Linked DNA regions of Homo sapiens: region 2 is linked to region 1. A link is an interaction called in ENCODE POLR2A ChIA-PET data of the cell type or tissue named here. Cell type or tissue: HCT116. All regions are shown on one strand. Links, peaks and the distances in the headings refer to the core of each region. The heading gives the core; the rest is flanking DNA. Region 1 holds the start of LOC105373430 (a long non-coding RNA gene). Region 2 has its middle 23 kb from the start of NTSR2.

Evidence for each region. ChIA-PET counts read pairs that join two places held together with the same protein. Peaks named below come from ENCODE experiments on the same cell type or tissue, not always from the same donor. Only the 100,000 strongest peaks of a DNase experiment are listed, where the experiment ranks them.
Region 2: POLR2A ChIA-PET joins it to region 1 with 5 read pairs; 1 of 35 experiments calls an interaction of 5 or more read pairs at or near these places.

Annotation. Positions count from the first base shown.
Region 1 is chr2:11,830,051-11,835,429 of GRCh38, reverse strand. LOC105373430 (a long non-coding RNA gene) reads right to left here and starts at 3,208. Exons shown (of 5, transcript XR_922803.3): 1 at 2,764-3,208; 2 at 2,002-2,105; 3 at 1,327-1,804. RefSeq lists an enhancer at 4,673-5,379. In HCT116, for the core only: no CTCF peak of the experiment used is centred there; a DNase peak (open chromatin) is centred at 5,039; H3K4me3 peaks cover 707 bases; H3K27ac peaks cover 1,254 bases.
Region 2 is chr2:11,690,282-11,695,660 of GRCh38, reverse strand. It overlaps a transcript of LPIN1 not described here. Among named protein-coding and RNA genes, the nearest start is that of NTSR2, 23 kb to the right of the region's middle. In HCT116, for the core only: CTCF peaks have their summits at 2,372 and 2,575; a DNase peak (open chromatin) is centred at 2,570.

The DNA of each region.
Region 1 (5,379 bases), core at 176-5,175:
AATGTCAGTGTCCTGTGAGGGTGCCACACAGGGAGGGTCTAGTCTACCTGGGGGTAAAAGTGATGGGTGTTTTCAGGGTAGGGAAGGTCTCCTCTCAGGAGGGACACCTGGACAGTCCTTGGACCTTGGATTTTCTCTACTCCCTTCAGTCTCTCCCTGGGCTCATCCTGCCCTGTGGCTTTCATCACCATCTGTGTACTAATCATGCCCAAATGCCCACTGTCAGTCCTGAGTTCTCCCGTGAAAATTAGAGTGGCATATCCATTGCCCACTTGACTTGTCTTCTTGGATGTCTAATCATTCTTTCAAACCTACACGTCCAAAGAAAACTTGGTTTTCTCCCCAAGTTCAGCTCCTCTCAGTTTTCCCCTTACAGTGGTCTGCAAGGCCCTTCACAACTGGGCTCCTGCTACCTCCACCACCTAAGCTCTAGCCATGCCAGCCCCTCATCTCCTCACCCCGTGCCCCCAGCTCTAATGTCACTGCAGTAGAGGGGTGGACTCCTTGCTTCGTTCTCTGGGAAATGGTGCCTTTCCATCACTCCACTTTCCTCTCTCCCCTGCTCCTTTTTTATTTGCAGACCTTATTACCACTCGACATGTTATTGGTTTCTATGTCCGTCATGCAGAGTGCAAGCACCGTGAGGACAGGGATTTCATTGTTTTGTTCACTGCTTTAGTCACTAATCTTAAGTACCCAAACTGTCTTAGCATGCAAAAAGTATCTGAAAGACATTCTGGAGTCTTCACCATGCTGGAAGTTTACTTCTCACTCACACAAAGTCCATTTTAGTACTTGGCAGGCTACCTTCCACAGAGTGACTCAGGGACCCAGTTTCCTTCCTTAGAGATCTTTGCTTCTAGTTGATGGACAGAGACAGAGAAGGTGACAAAGGAACACCTGCTTTTTAACTACCTTGGCCCAGAAGTGATTCAGGTCGCTGCTGCTCGTGTTCCCATTGGCAAGATGGAGTGACATGACCCCACCTAATATGGGGGCGGGGGCTGGAAAATACAGCCCCTGCTAGGCAGCTGCTTTTCAGCCACTACTCTACAATATGCAAGGAAAGCAGAACTCTTCAGAGGACAAGCAGCCATCTCTCCCAGATCTCCTGAAGTTCAGGGTCTCCAAACTCCCTGTCTCTGCCCCCCACATATACAGGAAGCCCCACCCCAGTGAACATTTCCACCAGGATATAATACATCAGGAATTCAGCAACTGAACGTGTCACTCCTTTGTATTATTACTCTATTGTTACATTAGTGACAAAGAACAGAAGGCAGAAGAGAAACATAATTTGCTTAGTCCTGTGTCCCACTGTCTCACCAGCTCACATTCTTGTGTGTCCAATCAGTCTCAGTTTCCTGGTGTCCTGGCCAGTCTTGCCATTCAGCCAGGAGATGATGTCTTTGGCAGGAACCTCAGTTACATACATGCTCCATTCCGCACCACAGCATAATTGGGTCCTTGAAGATATCTCTGAATTGAAAGAGCAAGCTCTGCCTGGTGAGAGGAGCAGGGTCTGGTTTGCATTTGTTCCTGGTCAAAACAGGAAGTGCCTACCCCATTTTTCACAGTGTTAGCTTTTTTACAAAGCAAATGCTCTGTGGTGCACACAATGATTCAACCCTGAGGAATACATGGAGGCTGCTCCAAGTCATTTTCATGGCTCTGTGGCCTCTCACCATCATCAGCTCAGCCAGGATGGATGTTGGTGCCTCTCATTGAGTATTGTCCTGCGGTCTGGCTCGTGCAGCAGGCATACAACGTGGCTGTCGCTCCGATGCCTCCCCACTTCACCTCACTGGAAACAGTGAAACAGAGCCTGATGACTCTCTGATCATTCTGGATTTGGAGACTTTAATCCTAGTCCTGCCTTTTACTAGTTGGAGGACCTTAGACAAAAGTCTCTGAATTTCAATTTTCCCCTCAATAAAATGAAGTTAATGACTGTAAACAGTGATTTGGAAATAGAAATGATAATAAACAGTTATGTCTTACCTGGCAGTTTCCAAAGCACAGAGAGCTTGGTATGGGTCTGCTTGAAGAAGACCACAGGGAAGGTGAGGCTGAAGCTGGGCCTTGAGAGGTTCCTGGGGCTTCCACTGGGGAGAGGAGGGTGACCAATGAGCTAAAGTATGTGCAAGCTGGGCTGGGCGTGGTAGCTCACCCCAGTAATCCCAGCACTTTGGGAGGCTGAGACGGGTGGATCATGAGGTCAGGAGTTTGAGACCAGCCTGGCTAATATGGTGAAACCCCATCTCTACTAAAAATACAAAAATTAGCTGGGCACGGCAGCACACGTGTGTAGTCCCAGCTATTCGGGAGGCTGAGACAGGAGAATCACTTGAACCCGGGAGGCGGAGGTTGCAGTGAGCCAATATCATGCCATTGCATTACAGCCTGGGTGACAGAGCACAGAGCAACACTCCATCTCCCAAAAAAAAAAAAAAAAAAAAAAAGAATGTGCAAGCTGTCAGCCAGATGAGATGTTCGAAGGTGCGTTACTGTAAAGGCCATCTACTGTTGTGCCAGTTGAGAGAAGTCCCTAGAGGATTTGCTTCAAGGAACATAAGAACAAGCACATCAACCAGTTATGAGTGCCCTCAAAAAACCATGTGTTATCCACAAGCATAGTGAGATACTACCTACTACCAGGCACACACAGGACATCCTCAATTTTAATGTTTGCCCTTTTTAAAGCTCACATTTTCATACGTTGTACATGGACACCCTAGACTACCCCCTGGGTCTGAAATTCACCTTTATACATCAGCCAATGGTTTCACACTGTGGCGAAATGATGCAGACTGCCAGGCGCTGCTGCTGCTGTGGAAAGAAAAAGCCAGGCCTCCTCTGAGCCAAAGTCAAGTCAAGGTCAAAGTCTTCCTCCTCCCGTGGATGTCAAGGGCATCTCCGGAATCCCCAAGGGGTGGTGCTTTCTGATCAGCCTGGTGTCTCAGGGGTGGAGAGGTGGGTGCATAAGGCCACCCTTGCCCCCATCCCACTCATCTGGAGGTGTCATGCTAATATCCCTTCCCCCATCTTTTCTCCAGGCACTTCACAAATCTGGTCAGACCTCAGGCTTTTGAGACTGCTTAGCTACCTTGCACCCTGACCCCGTTCCTGCAACAGGAGGTGCCTGTGGGAATGAGAGGTACCCAGACCAGTGTCCCTGATCCCCAAAGAAAGCTGCCTCCCATCCCAGGACCCCCAAAAATCCATGCAAACGTTATCACCTGCCCATCCACCAGCTTGCTCCCAAAGCAAGCAAAACCATTATGAAAAGTTGTAAAATTGCTTTGGCTCTCTAAAAATAGGATTACCCACCCATTACTTTAGACACCCAGCCTCTCCATGTGATTTAGAGGGCGGCAGAGCACATGCAGGTCTGGAAGTGGCTTCCTGCAGGTCTCTTCACCTGCTCCTCTCTCCTCCCCATGGAAGGAGCAGCTCTACTCTCCCATGAGACCGCTGAGCCTTTGCCCAAGGATGGATCGGAGTGCAGGACCGCTCCCTGTACATCCGTAAGTGTGCCAAGGATTTGAGTAAGCGAAATGATCATGTAACCTCCAAACCAAGGCTTTACAGCACTTCAAAAAGAGAAAATCAGGACAATGAATTCTGGCTGAACTTTAAAGTCCCCAAATCCAAGTCAGTGCCACATTTGTCCTGTGAGGCAATGGATCAAGGAGATCCCATCCTTGGTGTAAAAGTTTGCAACAGTTCACTGGCAGTCAATGTAGATGTCAATATGGAATAAGAACTTTTTCACTACCGCGTTTTGCAGAAGTCAGCGTTATAATGATGATTTTAATGGTGGTCCATTATGCTCAAGTCAGAAGAATCAAGTTGACAAATGAAACTAAAAGCACAGATACATCTATTATAAGCCCAAATCCAACATCATTTCACTAGCTTCAATACATCAGCACTTTCCACTACGTACCATTAATATTAACTTGAACTCTATTAGCGCTGTAGTTTTGTTTTGGTTTTTGTTTTTGAGACACAGTCTCACTGTGCAGTGGCGCAATCTTGGCTCACTGCAACCTCTGCCTCCCGGGTTCAAGCAATTCTCCTGCCTCAGCCTCCCAAGTAGCTGGGATTACAGGCACGTGGCACCATGCCTGGCTAATTTTTGTATTTTTGGTAGAGACAAGGTTTCACCATGTTGGCCAGGCTGGTCTCAAACTCCTGATCTCAAGGGATCCACCCACCTCGGCCTCCCAAAGTGCTGAGAGTTCATGCTGGGCATGAACCACTGTGTCCAGCTGATTAGCACTATAGTTTTATCTGTACTTAAATGAATTTTGGTTTTATAATGCTGTAAGAGCTACTGTTCAATGTTTGTACATATTTAAATAAAGTTATATAAAAAATTTAGTTCAACACTAACATTTTAAATATGCCTACATTATTTAAATTTGAGGAAAAATATTGTATAATATTTGTCCACTTAACATATACTCGCTAATCCTAAGAAATTCATCTATTCGGATACCATAAGCGGATTTGTGTGGAAGGTCCGAAGGAAAAACATTTTACTGTACAAGAAATTATCCTTATGGTCATCCTCTGTGTACTGCATGAAGGAAGAACACAAACTTTTGTCCAGAATGAAGTCTCTTTCAATAAATTAGAGGTTAACCGCCTCACTCAACCAACAAGCACTGTTTATTTTTTAGGATCTCCCTGAAATACGAATCAATAAGACAAAGAACAAAAGCAAACTTGGTGGGTGGGGGGAGCGGGAAATACGGAGTTCCCAAATGAATGTGTTACTTGAAAATATAAACCATTTCTTCTTAGCTTGGCTCTGTCAACCATCTCGGAAAAGGATGTTTTTACAATCAGAGCAGAAATATGACTGGCGGCTCCTACATTTACATTTCTTTGTTGCAAAATGAATGTAACTTGTTCAGATTCCAACAGGGAGAAAGCAGCAGAAGTGGTGGTTACTTTCCAAAGTGAAACTTAAAACCACAATCTCCGGTGCACAAAAGGCAGAATGAGTCACAGGAAGAGGCCACTTGCTTGCAAAACTCATTAAAAGCAATGCAGGGCTGAATGGACTTCCTGCACCAGTGAAAAGATCGCTGGCATCAGGACAGGCACCTCCAGGCTCCAACAATTTGGGGGAGGAAGGGAGCCATTAGCAATCTGGGCACAGCCCAGGCCTGCTCCTTCACATGGACACCCCCTCCAAACTCCGCCATACACACACATACACTCACACACACTCACTCACTCACACTGCACGGCCTGGAATCCCCTCCCAGCCTGGGCCGGCCCACATCCCTGGGAAGGTGTCTCAGGCTGGAAGCCGTGTAGCAAAGGATCACAACGACACCTTGTGACTCAAGCGAGCGCCTGTAC
Region 2 (5,379 bases), core at 68-5,067, 140 kb after region 1:
CAGCAATCAGTCAAAAGGGGCCCAGCTACCCTAAGCTGGCGTAATAGGGAGATCCCCTCTGCTTTAACCCATGTGAGGAAAGAACCTGAAGTTAACCAATCTGCTCCTCCCCTCCCCCTCATACCCTGACTGCATCTCTAGATGCCTTCTCTTGCCTCCATTCCAGCCATGCTGAGCTCCTCATATTCCTCAAATACTCCACCTTAGGGCCTCTGCACTGGCTTTTCCTCCCCCTGCAACTCCTTTCCTCCAAAATCAAATGGCCAGCTCCCTCATCCCCAAGTCTCATTCAGATCTCATCTACTCAATGAAGCTGCCGACCATGGTTGGCCCTTCCCTGTCCGAATCCCTGGTCCTTGTACCTTGCTTCATTTTTTTCCATTGCACTTTTAGCCTTGGGCATGTTCTATCATTTACATATTTACTATATTAATTGTTTATGAACTGCCCACCATGTGAACTCCATGAAGGCGGTGTTTACTTTTGAGTTGTTTTGTTCGATATATTATATTTGGCAGATTTGTTCACCAAAGTACTCCAAGTTCCCAACACAGTCATCAGCACATCATAGGCTCTCAATAAATATTCTGCAGCGACTGAATTGAATGAACTGTAGCCTCATGACCACCTGGGGCCTTGGTTTTCAGGTATTTATTTCATGGGCAGGAGCACCAAAGAAGCCATGTGACAGCCCAGATGATGGATGATCATCGAGATTCATGGATGCTGAGAAAAATGGGTGGAGAAAATGGGTTCATAGAGAACCTCGGCTGTAATACTGCTTGTATATTTCTTAACGTAGTGGTGAGGATTCAGGAATTTTTTATATTATTTCTTATAACTTTTGTATGTGTGAGAGATTTTATATTTTAACAAAATTAACAGATGTTTAGTAAAAGGCAAAAGATGCATGCAATCTGAAGAGAACCCAGAGTATAAAATTAACAGATATTTTAAAACTTAGCCATGCCTATCATGTGCTCAGCCCTGTGCTAGGTGCTGGGCTGGGAAGCAGATGGGGGTACACCAAGGACCATGGACTCATCTTCAGAGAACTTGGTAGGTGCATTATGATATAGCGCTGCAAGCTTCAGATACATACACAAGGACAGAAGGTAGAAGGAAACCAGCCCAGGATTTGCAGGCAAACACGTGACACAGACACTCAATGCTGCAGAAGTTCAGAGGGCACGGAAGTGGCAGTGGCCAGAGGGGTCAGAGGAGCTTTACCAAGATGCTGGAGCAGAGCTGAGCTCTGAAGAGTCAAGGAAGAAGAAGGACATCATGGAGACTAGAAGCCATGGTGGCGTGCTCTTTGAATCCTTGCATGAGCCTCTCAGATAGGCTCGAGTAACAATAACAACCTAAACCTCACCTTAGTTTCTTCACACATTCTTGGAGTGGATTATTCTGTACAATCTATGAAGTCTTTTCTGTTTCAAGGGTTCTATCATTCTGTTCCAAAATGACTAATTCATGCAATGCTAGGCATTGGGCATGCAGAAATTTTAAAAATATATGGCTCTTGGTCGGGCATGGTGGCTCACGCATGTAATCCCAGCACTTTGGGAGGCCAAGGCAGGTGGATCACCTGAGGTCAGGAGTTCAAGACCAGCCTGGCCAAGATGGTGAAACCCCACCTCTACTAAAATACAAAAATTAGCCAGATGTGGTGGCTCAGGCCTGTAATCCCAGCTATTCGGGAGGCTGAGGCAGGAGAATCACTTGAACCCAGGAGGCGGAAGTTCCAGTGAGCCGGGATCTTGCTATTGCACTCCAGCCTGGGCAACTGAGCGAGACTCCATCTCAAAAAAAAAAAAAAAAAAAAAAAAAAAAAATATATATATATATATATATATATATATATATATACACACTCACACACACACATATATGGCTCTTGCCCCCAAGAATTCACAATCTAATGTGGGAGTCAGACATTAGTGCCCCTACGAACTTTGAGAGGGAGGTACAGCAAATATCATTGCCACCCCCATTGAAGATGAGGAAATTGAGGCTCAGAGAGGTGCCAAGGGCAAAATGTGATCCCTGTCTCAGGGAGTGCCCATGGTAGGGATAGTTTCAGATATAAACAAGAAGCTCTGTGCCAGGTGACCACTCACACCACGAGGAAACTACGAACCACCGAAGGGGGTGCTTGTTGAGAATGCAGATTCTGATTCAGCAGGTCCAAGGTGGGGCCTGGGAGTCAGCATTTCTCATTAGCTCCTCCGAATAGTGCAGGGCTCTAGATTTAGACCAGCTCAGACTGCTGACCAGATCTTTCAGCAGAGTGCCCGGGTCACGTTAGAAAATTCTGGGATCTCCAGATCAGTGTTTCCCAAGCCTGGCTGCACATCAGAGTCACATGGGCAATTTGCTAAACATGCCCAAGGCTCAATGCCAGAAATTTCAGCTGGACCTAGGATTCCATCATCTCAAAAAAAAAAAAAAAAATGTTGTTCAGGTGATTCTGACAGACCTTTGGACCACGACTGTACCTGGCCTTGCTGGGACCTTGAGGACGAGTGCCCCGCCTTTTCTATTTCTCCGACTCTCTAGCTCCACCTATCGGACCCATCTTGTCTGTCACAGTGACCCTGAATCTTCCTTCCAATCAAAACTGGGCCCAAGTCTAGAGAAAGCCTCTAGGGTAGGATTTGGCCAGTCCCTACCCAAAAATAATATTTCTCTCCAACTTCAGCTGGCCTCAATGCCTTAAATTTCTCAGGCTGAAAATATATTCCTAAGATCTCAGGGGCAGAGCCAGAATCCTATTTATCTCTGTATCATGGGGCTTAACAAAGGGAAGAGGATAGGCCTGATATCTGGAGGTAGAATTTAAATGAAAACTTTGAGGTAAGCATTGTCCTTTTTTCTGACTATTTTCATCAAAAACATCTGGAGAAGGGCAATTTAAATGATTTTTGTCCTATGGTTTTCTCCTGTGACACAAACTGGGAACACCCAGAGCACCATGTACCTGGGAGGAAAGCAGAGGAGACAGCAGGTGGGGGAGGAAAGAAGGAGGTGGACGCATGTGTAGGGCACGTATCGTGCTCCTTATTGCTAAGCACTATTTGCTAAGCACTTTAGAAACTTATGCCACAAGATCAGATTCAACTGAAGAATTCACTAGCGTTACATATTCCCAGGCCCCACTCAAATCTACTGAGTCAACATCAACAGGGGTAGAACCCGGAACATTGCAAAGCTCCCAGGAGTTTCTAGTATTTGGGAACCACTGCACTGCCTTGTTTAATCTGCACAGCAACCCATTTTATAGATGACGCCACCCAAGTGCAGAGTGACTTACTGAAGCCACACAGCCAGTATGTGCCAAGTATGTGCCAAGTATGTGCCAAGTATGTGCCAAGGCAAGAAGGAAAGGGGACCAAACTTTCTAGTGGCATTTTCACAGAAAGCAAAAATATTCAAAATCCCTGGGGCAGTAAGGACAGATGCCTTTTTGCTTTACATATGCCAGCATTTCCTTAGGATGCACAGCAAGGTATGTTCAGTGTGTGGACTTCATCCTGGGTTCCCCCAAGTGAGTCATTCTTCAGATCGGAAAACAAGGGTTAGGGTTAGGGTAACAGCCTGTAAGAAAGTGACAGCCCCCAGAACTCACAGTAACAACTCTGCTAAGGAAAAGGCTTTCCATTTTCATAGAATAGTTAGATTGGCAAATCAAGGGAATCACACACACACTCGCATTGTAGGTCAGGGTTTCAGAGAAGCATTTGATAAGATCTTTCATGATGCTCTAAAGGATAGTTGGATAACCTGGGTTGGGTAATAGTGTATCAAGCACAGCATTTAGACATTCCTATTTCTAAGAAATATGGAAATCAACTTGGATGGAGGCTTCTCATGCCAGGCCACTGGCTCTATTCTTTCTTTCCTTCTTAGATATTTGATCAATATTGAAGTGGGAGAGAAAGCATGCTTGTGGCTCATGGTCAAGATGGTATAGTGAACTTGTATTTTGAATCACCCCCTCTGATCCAAGCCCACAGTATATCAATGGATAAGCAAATATGACATAGCCGGGCTCCAACAGCAGTCAGTGTGCAAGAACCAAAGACAGATTAGAAGTGTGCATGGTGAATGGAGCTGAAGCCACAGGCCCGGCACAGTCTCTGGCCTGGAAAGAGGTAATGGCTGGAGGTCAGCACCTGAGGAGGAAAGCATAGATGGGACACGGGAGCCAGGCTTCACACTGAAGGTAATCCTGGGAAGGGATTTCCTATGCTGGTGAAAAGAGGCTTAAACATGTCTGCAGCCCTACTGCTTAGGGCCAAGGCAATAGAGGGAAGTGACCCAACCTTTCAAGCAGGAAGGAAACCAAAGGCTGCTTCATTCAGAGCCCAGATTTCCCCATATCACTGTAAGACGGGAGCTTGGAAGTGCTGTTATAAGGCCTGGCTCTGGACTGTGCCCCCGGACCTGGGGAGGCAACTACAAACCACAGGACTGAGGGTGGACCCTCAAATCACCCAGCCTTGTTGCTAGAGAACAAAGGACTAGGAGTTGGTGTGAGGGGTATTAAAGGAGAGAGAAAAAAAAAAAAAAACCACAACAAGATTTTTAAATCCACTCAAAATGAGCCCTCAAGCAAAATGTCTAATGCTAAGGACAGCACACAAAATAAATATTTGGAATATAGACTTACATCATGATGTATCCTATTTTCATTTAACAGTCATTATCAGGTTATTGAACAATCTGATAATGACTGTTAAATGAGAATAATTGAGATACATATAGACACAGATTAAGGAATAACCTCCATTAAAAAGAGAAATTATGAAACAGAAACATATCAAAAATTAAACAATGAAATAAAGGAAAAGAATCTATTAGAAATACTGGAAATGAAAAACATAGTCATTGAAATTAAAACATAAATATCAATATAGTAGATAAAACCTAACAGGAAACATAAAAGAGAGAATTAATGAAGTAAAATATAGTAAGGAAGCATCCAGCAGGCACAGCAAGTCAAAGAGATTAAGAAAGAAGTAAAACAGCAGCTAGGAGGCATGGAGGATACAGTGAGGTTCAAATTTGTGTCTAATCGTGCCAGAAAGGAGAATTAAGGAGATCACAAAGAAGAAGTTGTTGAAAAGATGTTTGAGAATCTTCCAAAATTGATGAACGAGTGATGAGTAAAAAAGCAGACTCTGAACACTAAGAAGAGTAAATAAAAATAAATCTACACCTACACATTACAGTGAAACACAGAGCACACATGGCAAAGGATAATATTTAAATGTCTCATGGAAGACTAATGCTTTTTTAAATATTGAGGGAAAGCAACTGTTGACCTATAATTTTATAATGAGCTAAACCACCATTCAAGAAAAGAAAGTGCAA